Linked DNA regions of Homo sapiens: region 2 is linked to region 1. The links are chromatin contacts, found by Hi-C or POLR2A ChIA-PET in ENCODE. All regions are on one chromosome and are shown on one strand. The core of a region is the stretch at or near the end of the contact, and the rest is flanking DNA. Distances in the headings are between cores, read along the strand shown. Region 1 overlaps LPP (LIM domain containing preferred translocation partner in lipoma). Region 2 overlaps LPP (LIM domain containing preferred translocation partner in lipoma).

What was found. A loop is a pair of places that touch in the nucleus more often than their neighbours do. ChIA-PET counts read pairs that join two places held with the same protein, here RNA polymerase II (POLR2A). Pooled maps may share reads with other maps.
Region 2: a loop to region 1 is called in a pooled map, with 2.6 times the contacts of the local background. The contact joins two enhancer-like sites. A Hi-C loop is called at or near these places in 1 of 168 maps with a recorded cell type or tissue (endothelial cell of umbilical vein) and 2 of 50 pooled maps. POLR2A ChIA-PET finds 5 or more read pairs at or near these places in 2 of 52 experiments (HepG2 and activated T-cell).

Annotation. Positions count from the first base shown.
Region 1 is chr3:188,268,166-188,272,029 of GRCh38, reverse strand. All of the region lies in intron 2 of LPP (LIM domain containing preferred translocation partner in lipoma), which reads right to left. Among named protein-coding and RNA genes, the nearest start is that of FLJ42393, 92 kb to the right of the region's middle. Within about 2 kb of position 1,494, at least 13 of the 41 ENCODE cell types and tissues checked have a DNase peak (open chromatin) inside an H3K27ac peak, as active enhancers do; they include endothelial cell of umbilical vein, where a contact is called at or near this core.
Region 2 is chr3:188,879,814-188,883,800 of GRCh38, reverse strand. It overlaps LPP (LIM domain containing preferred translocation partner in lipoma), which reads right to left. Exons shown (of 12, transcript NM_001375462.1): 12 at 1-3,987. Among named protein-coding and RNA genes, the nearest start is that of TPRG1-AS1, 66 kb to the left of the region's middle. RefSeq lists enhancers at 435-934, 935-1,436. Within about 2 kb of position 1,685, at least 5 of the 41 ENCODE cell types and tissues checked have a DNase peak (open chromatin) inside an H3K27ac peak, as active enhancers do; they include endothelial cell of umbilical vein, where a contact is called at or near this core.

The DNA of each region.
Region 1 (3,864 bases), core at 245-2,744:
GGTGGCTGTGTTATAGCAGCTTCCAGGAAAGGGACCACAAGCAGCAAGGAAAAGCCAAGTGCAGGTTTCTTTAGTGTTGCCCCTGGTTCTTCATTCTCAGCATGAATAAAAGGGACTATTATGGGTGCCTCTTAAACCACTATGGCCTTCTCGGAGCCATTGTGCACAAGTTTGGGACATCAGCTGCCATTAAAGCCCAATGCTGGAATATTTTCCTAAGACCCAATGGAAACTTCCTCCTTCCTTTATTTCAGCTGAGAAACTAACGTCATCCTTTCAGAAGAGAAAGGGAAGAGGACAACTTTGGTTTGAACCCTCTCCCAAAGAAGCAGAAAATTGCAAACTTTTGCAACAAGACAATTTTAGTCTGTTGAAAATAGACTACAGAACCCATAAAGACCAATAGGAGCATTTAAAATCATGCCTTATCTCAAAGTGAAAGTGACCGTAGTCCACCTTAGGGCCAGAGTTTTACAATTCTATTTCTTGTTAACCTTCTTAACATCTGTGACAGCAAAGTGTCTCATCCGATTACTGACTGGGAAACCAACACCTCAGTCTCACATCCCTAATTCCGTCTCTTGAGGTGTGAGGAAGCTGTGGAATCTGCCTTCTGCTGCTCCCACTTCTTCCACAGAAAAGGCTTCAATGCATGAGAGAAGCAGACAACTATCAAGGTCATTAAAAGTCTGCATTTGCTTAGTGCACAGCTGTCCCTGCAACTATGTGTTGAACATACCTACATTTCTTCTCCAACAATAAGAGGGGCAAGTGAAAGAAGACCATGAAGATGCAGGAAATGCATTCTTCTCTACCCCGAGCAAGAAATAATCTGTCAATTGAAGATTCATAATGCATCCAAAACATACTTCAGGAAATCACAAAGAAAAATTCAAGACTGGGATTTTTGTTTTTGTCTTTTTAAGTTCAAGCCACAAAAAGTATTTGGAAGAATTAGAAAATGCTTTCACTGGGGAATTCCACAGGAACTGGAAAATCTCGGGCAAAATTAGAACCAAAGAAAACAGAAATAGTAGAAATCTCGAAGATCATCAAATTCAACCCTGCTACTTTGCCATTGATTAAAAACAAGCCAAGGAGAGTTTTGCAGCTGGGTGGCAGTGGAGTTGGGCTGAGAACCCATGTCTGCTGACTGCAAGAACAATTTCTTAGTCTTCACCCCATGCCAGCATTGACTTAAACACTGACTCCAAATTAAACCGACATGTGACCAAAAAGAAAAGGGAAAATAAACTGTTCCCTGTGGCAGATGCTTGGAACATTAGCTTCTTTCTCAAAACTTCACAGTTCATGTTCTGCATAAGATGGAAACCAGCAAGGGTCCTGTTTTGCCAGTTATGAATGCACATTTCTGAGGAATGCATTGCATGTCTGGCATTCTCCCTCCACTCCTGCTCCTGTTCCTCTTTTCGCCATATATGGCACTGAGCTCTGATGCCTGGGTCACAGAACTCAGGCCTTGGGTATGAATGTAATCTGGCTTCTGAGCTGTTTGTCTTTACTGGAAAACCGATGAATCCATCTAGGAAACATTTACTGAAATGCAAAAGACAGGAAGAATTGATTCAAACTCTGAACTTGAGAAGAGGAAGATTCTTCTTTTGCTCACCCAAAGAAATACAAAGCACATTTTGAGAAAAAAGTGGCAAGTTTAACACACGTAAGAGGCTTTCTTTCTGAAGAATTGTTTGTGTGTGTGTGTGTGTCCACACACACACGTCTGTGTGTTTGGGAACGAAGGTTGTTCTTATACAAGCATTAGAAAGAAAAAGAAACTTAGGCCAGTTGAGAAAAAGGAAAGCATCTAAGTAATCCGTGCTCCTATCAAAGATGCAGAATACTTTTGTCACTCTGAAAAGTTCTCTTTTGCCTATTCTCAGGCAATCTCATACCACCTCTTTCCTGCGAACAACCACTATACTCTGATTTTCTATTACCACAGATTAGTTTTGCTTTTTCTGGAACTTCAAATAAATAGAATCATACCCTAAAGAAAAGAAAAGAAAAGAAACGATAAGAAAAGAAAAGAAAAGAAAAAACTGATACTAAAAAACAAGGCACGGCCAGGTGTAGTGGCTCCCACCTGTAATCCCAGCACTTTGGGAGGCCAAGGTGGGTGGATCACTTGAGGTCAGGAATTCAAGACCAGCCTGGCCAACATGGTGAAACCTCGTCTCTACTAAAAATACAAAAATTAGGGCGTGGTGGCACGCGCCTGTAGTACCAGCTACTGGGAAGCCTGAGGCAGGAAAATCGCTTGAACCCAGGAGGCGGAGGTTGCAGTGAGCCGAGATCGCACCACTGCACTCCAGCCTGGGAGACAGAGTGACACACACACACACACACACACACACACACACACATAAAAAAAAAGGCACAACCAGCTAGCCAATCAGAACATGTGTTAGGCATCTTTCTTGATATAACTTTATTTCTTCATGTGATGCTTTATTTCCAAACTTTTAACAAGCTACATTTCAGAAACAAAATCTTTTTGAAAGCAAGGATAACCTGCAATTGTCATTTCAATTTAAAACAATTATTAAGTTTTTATAATTCCAAGCAATATTGTTGAAAGGAATTGTACAAAGAGAATTCAATATAAACATTCACCAGCCAGGTAATACTTAAAAGGAAAGAATGATCGGAGCAGGAAAAGATATTTATTTTGAGACGGGGAAATCAATACCCCAGAAATAGAAACAACTTGCCCAATGGCACACAGTTCAATAGGGTTAAGGACTCATAATTTCAACATGGAGCTCATAAAATTGAAAAAGGAAGTAGAAGGAACAGCATAAAGATATTACGATCTCCAGGAACAAACACAGAAAACAGCCACCTATTAACCCTTAACAGTATGTCGTATTTACTATAGTATATGATCACCCACAAACCAGCTTTGTTATTTCAACAGCATGTTTTATATCTCCTAGGACTCAGGATGGGTAAAGATCACATCCTATACTGATAGACCCCTGGAGGCAGCAATCTTAATTAGAATTCGAGGTCCATCAATTCTGTGAAGTATAACCTTGAGCAAGTTATTTATCTTCTCTATATTTCTAGCCATTCATCAACAAACTGGACATAATAATTTCTACCTTATAGGGTTGTTGAGAAGATGAAATAGGCCTGTAAAAAGTATCTACCTAGTAACATTTGAAATATATGTAAGCGGTTAATAGGTAGTACCTGTTAATAGAATATTCATTCATTATTCCTGCCACGAGGAGAATGAATGATATGGCACAATGGCGTAAGTCAGTAAGCCTAAGCTTCAAATCCCCACAATCCTTCTCTACCTAACTGTGAACTTGGGCGTACAGGTATAATCTCATTGAATCTTGTTAAATTACGTTTAGCCTAAAGCTGCCTCCTCCGTCCTAACAGGATGTGTAAACAGGATGCAACCTACTCTTGTACCATTCACAGAGTTTCAGCCAATCAAAGACAGCCAACTGTTCAAACCTATTCAAATAAGGAAAACACCAAGCTGTAACCAGTCCAGCTGTTTCTGTACCTCACTTGTGTTTTCTGTCCGTCACCTTCTTTGTTCTGTCCACAAATGTTCTTCAACCAAATGGCAGTGCCAGATTATCTGGTTTGGGGCCTGCCCAATTCACGAATTGTTCTTTGCTTAATTAAACTGTGGAATTAGATTTGTCTAAGGTTTTTGGGGGTTGTTTTTTGTTTTGGTTTTGTGTTTTTGTTTTTTTTGTTTTTGTTTTTGTTTGTTTTACAGTCTCCTTTGCCCCAGAGTTGTTGTGAGGCTCAAATGAGATCTTAGCTGGGAAAAGCTCTTTAGAAATTGCCTTGCAATGTGAAAATGTAAAGCGTGGT
Region 2 (3,987 bases), core at 436-2,935, 610 kb before region 1:
TTCTTCCTTGTTAGACATGGGGATTATACACCAATATTTCCCAACCTTTTTTTTTTTTTTTTTTTTTTGAGACGGAGTCTCGTTCTGTCGCCCAGGCTGGAGTGCAGTGGCGCAATCTCTGCTCACTGCAACCTCTGCCTCCTGGGTTCAGGTGATTCTCCTGCCTCAGCCTCCCAAGTAGTTGGGACTACAGGCGCCCGCCAACACGCCCGGCTAATTTTTGTATTTTTTTTAGTAGAGTCGGGGTTTCACCATGTTGACCAGGATGGTCTCGATCTCTTGACCTCATGATCCGCTCGCCTCGGCCTCCCAAAGTGCTGGATTACAGGCACGAGCCACCGCGCCCGGCCCATTTCCTAACATTTTTAAGGTCATTATCAACAAGTCAGATAAAAGGGGTGTACTGTTCATGGGTTAGTTACTGGGGAAGGCATGAAGCTACACAACAACTGTCAGAACGGTCTGTCTTCTAAATAGGAAAGTACAACCAGCAACAAAAAAACTCACAAATTCTAATGTCTGGCCCTCAGAACATCCTTCAGACTAATTTTAGAGATTCTTAAAAATTCAAAAAAGTAATGCAATGCCCAAAACAAAACAAATATATATGGAAGGAAAAGGAGGGGGGAAGCAACACTGTATCATGTACTACAGGTTTTGTGTGGCACCAAAGAGAACATATGCCCCAAAGGCTGGCTCTGTTTTAAAGTCGTGTAGCTTGGAACAAAATGTGCTGAAAGAAATGTAAGACCTCAAGGAATAATGAGCTCCCTGATACAGGTGATGTTTAAGTAGAGTCAGAATTGGCACTTTGGGAGGCCGAGGCGGGCGGATCACGAGGTCAGGAGATCGAGACCACGGTGAAACCCCGTCTCTACTAAAAGTACAAAAAAAATTAGCTGGGCGCGGTGGCGGGCGTCTGTAGTCCCAGCTACTCGGGAGGCTGAGGCAGGAGAATGGCGTGAACCCGAGAAGCGGAGCTTGCAGTGAGCCGAGATTGCGCCACTGCACTCCAGCCTGGGCGACAGAGCAAGACTCCGTCTCAAAAGAAAAAAAAAGAATTGGCACTTAGCAATGAATCTGTAAGGGAATTTTAATACCAAGTAGAAAAGATGGCTGGGAAGTCCTTTCTAATAATGGACTCAGACTCAATAGGAAAATAGAGATGTCCTGCTTGTTCTTTTGTGGAGGGTCAAAGGACATGTACCCTTGCTGCAAGAATAGAAGATGTAGCTGTGGATCAATAAGAATGCTCATATTCTGTGATAATAAAGTTCATGGAGGGCTGCTTCCTGTCCATACTGTGCATGCTGGGTTATATTTTGGCAGATCATCTTCTCTTCCAATTATAAAGAGATGGGAAAAGCAAGTAAATACTTCCTCAGGCTTCCTCTATGCCTTTTTCTTCCCATTCAGCCTGATTATTTGGAAGCCTTTTTTTTCTGTTAAGAAGGAATTTCCAGAATCCATGATATTTTGGCCAATGCAGAGGGTCTTCTCTGAGTATAGCCCATGTTTCCCTGTTGTGCCTTAAATACTCTTTTCTCAACTTCTAAATCAAGTCAAAGAATCAGCTCAAGATTTCTTATCAAATTTTATGTACTCCATAAAGTCTTACTAATGTCACTGGAATGACTCTTCCTGATGTCACATTCCTTCCTATTGAGTAAGTACAGATTTAAGTGGTTGGATCTTATTACAGTTGGCCAGAATCAAAGTTACTTAGGGGCTGATTCTCTAACAGTGATTATTTGGTAATTATAAATTGAAGAGCTGAGTAAGAGATAAGGATGTTGGGAGAACAAAAAGAAAAGAAAAATATGGACTCCTAAATGATTAGAGAAAGAAGCTGCTCACTTTTTCTAACATGTAACGTCTCTAGGTACAAATATTTGAGCACAGAATGAATGAATCTCGAAATCAATCAACCAGCAAATATTTATGTATAACCTGTAAAGTGTCCATATATTAAAGTAGAACCTATAAAGTGTTAATATTTAATATGAAAATATGGAGGAAAAATGTCTTATTCTGAAGAAGACAAGGATAAAAGGAAAAGGTTGAATGGAATATGAACTGACCCAGAAGTGGGAATCTCATGGATGGCATATGCATTAGCTTGCTTCCTGTTTTCAGGATGAATTTGATTTTGGCAACATCCAAAATAGTACAGAACAAAAAGTAACAGAACTGTCTGTAGACATGGGAGTTCTATCCTTCTGTAGCTTTTACACTTCTGGGTCTGAGGTTTTTTGGGGAAATTCTCTTTGGGTGATTCCAATTTCGTTTACTTTCAACCCTAAAGAAAGCCTTTCAACCTAGCCTGACTCATGGTGAACTGCCAAGTTTCACTGAGTACACTGAAAATTAGAAAATATGTTTGTGTCCACTGTTTAAAGAAGCAGCAGAGAGTGATAGGACATGACACTATGTCAATAAGTGAAGAAAAGCTGAATGAGTTGGTGATATCAGACATGAAGAGGCAAAGATTTGGACTTAAGACTTGTTTTGTGGAGCTACAGAGCTAGAATAGACGTATGTGAGCGCAACTACATACTGGCCAGGACTAAGAAGATATGGGATGGTGATTCATCAGGAAAATAACAGAGAAGATTCAGATCTTTAAAAGGGCCATGATCCTATTTTTTTTTTTTTTTTTTTGAGACGGAGTCTCGCTCTTTCGCCCAGGCCGGACTGCAGTGGCGCTATCTCGGCTCACTGAAAGCTCCGCTTCCCGGGTTCACGCCATTCTCCTGCCTCAGCCTCCTGAGTAGCTGGGACTACAGGCGCCCGCCACTGAGCCAGGCTAATTTTTTGTATTTTTTTTTTTTTTTAGTAGAGACGGGGTTTCACCGTGTTAGCCAGGATGGTCTCGATCTCCTGACCTCGTGATCGGCCCGCCTTGGCCTCCCAAAGCATGATTCTATTTTATTTGGGAATAGCATTCGTGTTTGGGGGCAACTGTAACTCTCTATAGTGGTGTAGAACACAAGATGACATGGTGATGCTTCTCTTTCTTGGTAGAACATTCCATTCGTAGGGTAGAGAACTGATTTTAGAAGCTACATTCAGTGCCAAGTTGACTGAATGCGATTGTGGCTGTTTAATAACGTTTTTATTTGGGTATGTTACATAAATGCCCACCAGAGTTAAATGAATAAGGATTTCTCTGGCCCTTAAGTGGATGGGTATCTAGGAAAAATTAACAATGCCACATAACATGAAAGGCTTAATGCAATCATCTGAAAGTATTATAAAGGAATTAGCTGCAGTGTTTCACCCCTCTCTAGTATATGTAGGTGTTTGTAGAATATTAATTTTTATTTTTAACAAAGGCTAGATGTAGAGATATTTATTCGTGCATCAAGAGACTTCTGTCAATTAAATAACAACCAGAATTTAACAGCAAAAATTAGCACTTTTTTTTGTAACTTTGAAGGGGACCTGTCAATCAGCTAAAGAAAAAAACACGCGGGGCACGGTGGCTCACGCCTGTAATCCCAGCACTTTGGGAGGCCGAGGCGGGTGGATCACGAGGTCAGGAGATCGAGGCCATCCTGGCTAACACTGTGAAACTCCATCTCTACTAAAAATACAAAAAAATTAGCCGGGCGTGGTGGCAGGCGCCTGTAGTCCCAGCTACTCGGGAGGCTGAGACAGGAGAATGGCGTGAACCTGGGAGGCGGAGCTTGCAGTGAGAGGAGATCGTGCCATTGCACTCCAGCCTGGGTGACAGAGCCAGACTCCGTCTCAAAAAAAAAAAAAAGAAAAAAAGAAAAAAAACGCATCTTTCACACAGCTCTCCACAAAATAAGGGACATGCATGTTGTAACTAAGATAGAGTCCACAATTTTTTGCACAAGGGCCAGGAAAATTAAATAGAAAAGGAAATTAGTGTCCTTTTTTCTGGATTGAAGGGAAATTCTGCCTGTAGTCTGTGATCTAAGAAAAACTGGTGCTGTCCAACCTGCTGAAAAATATTTTAGT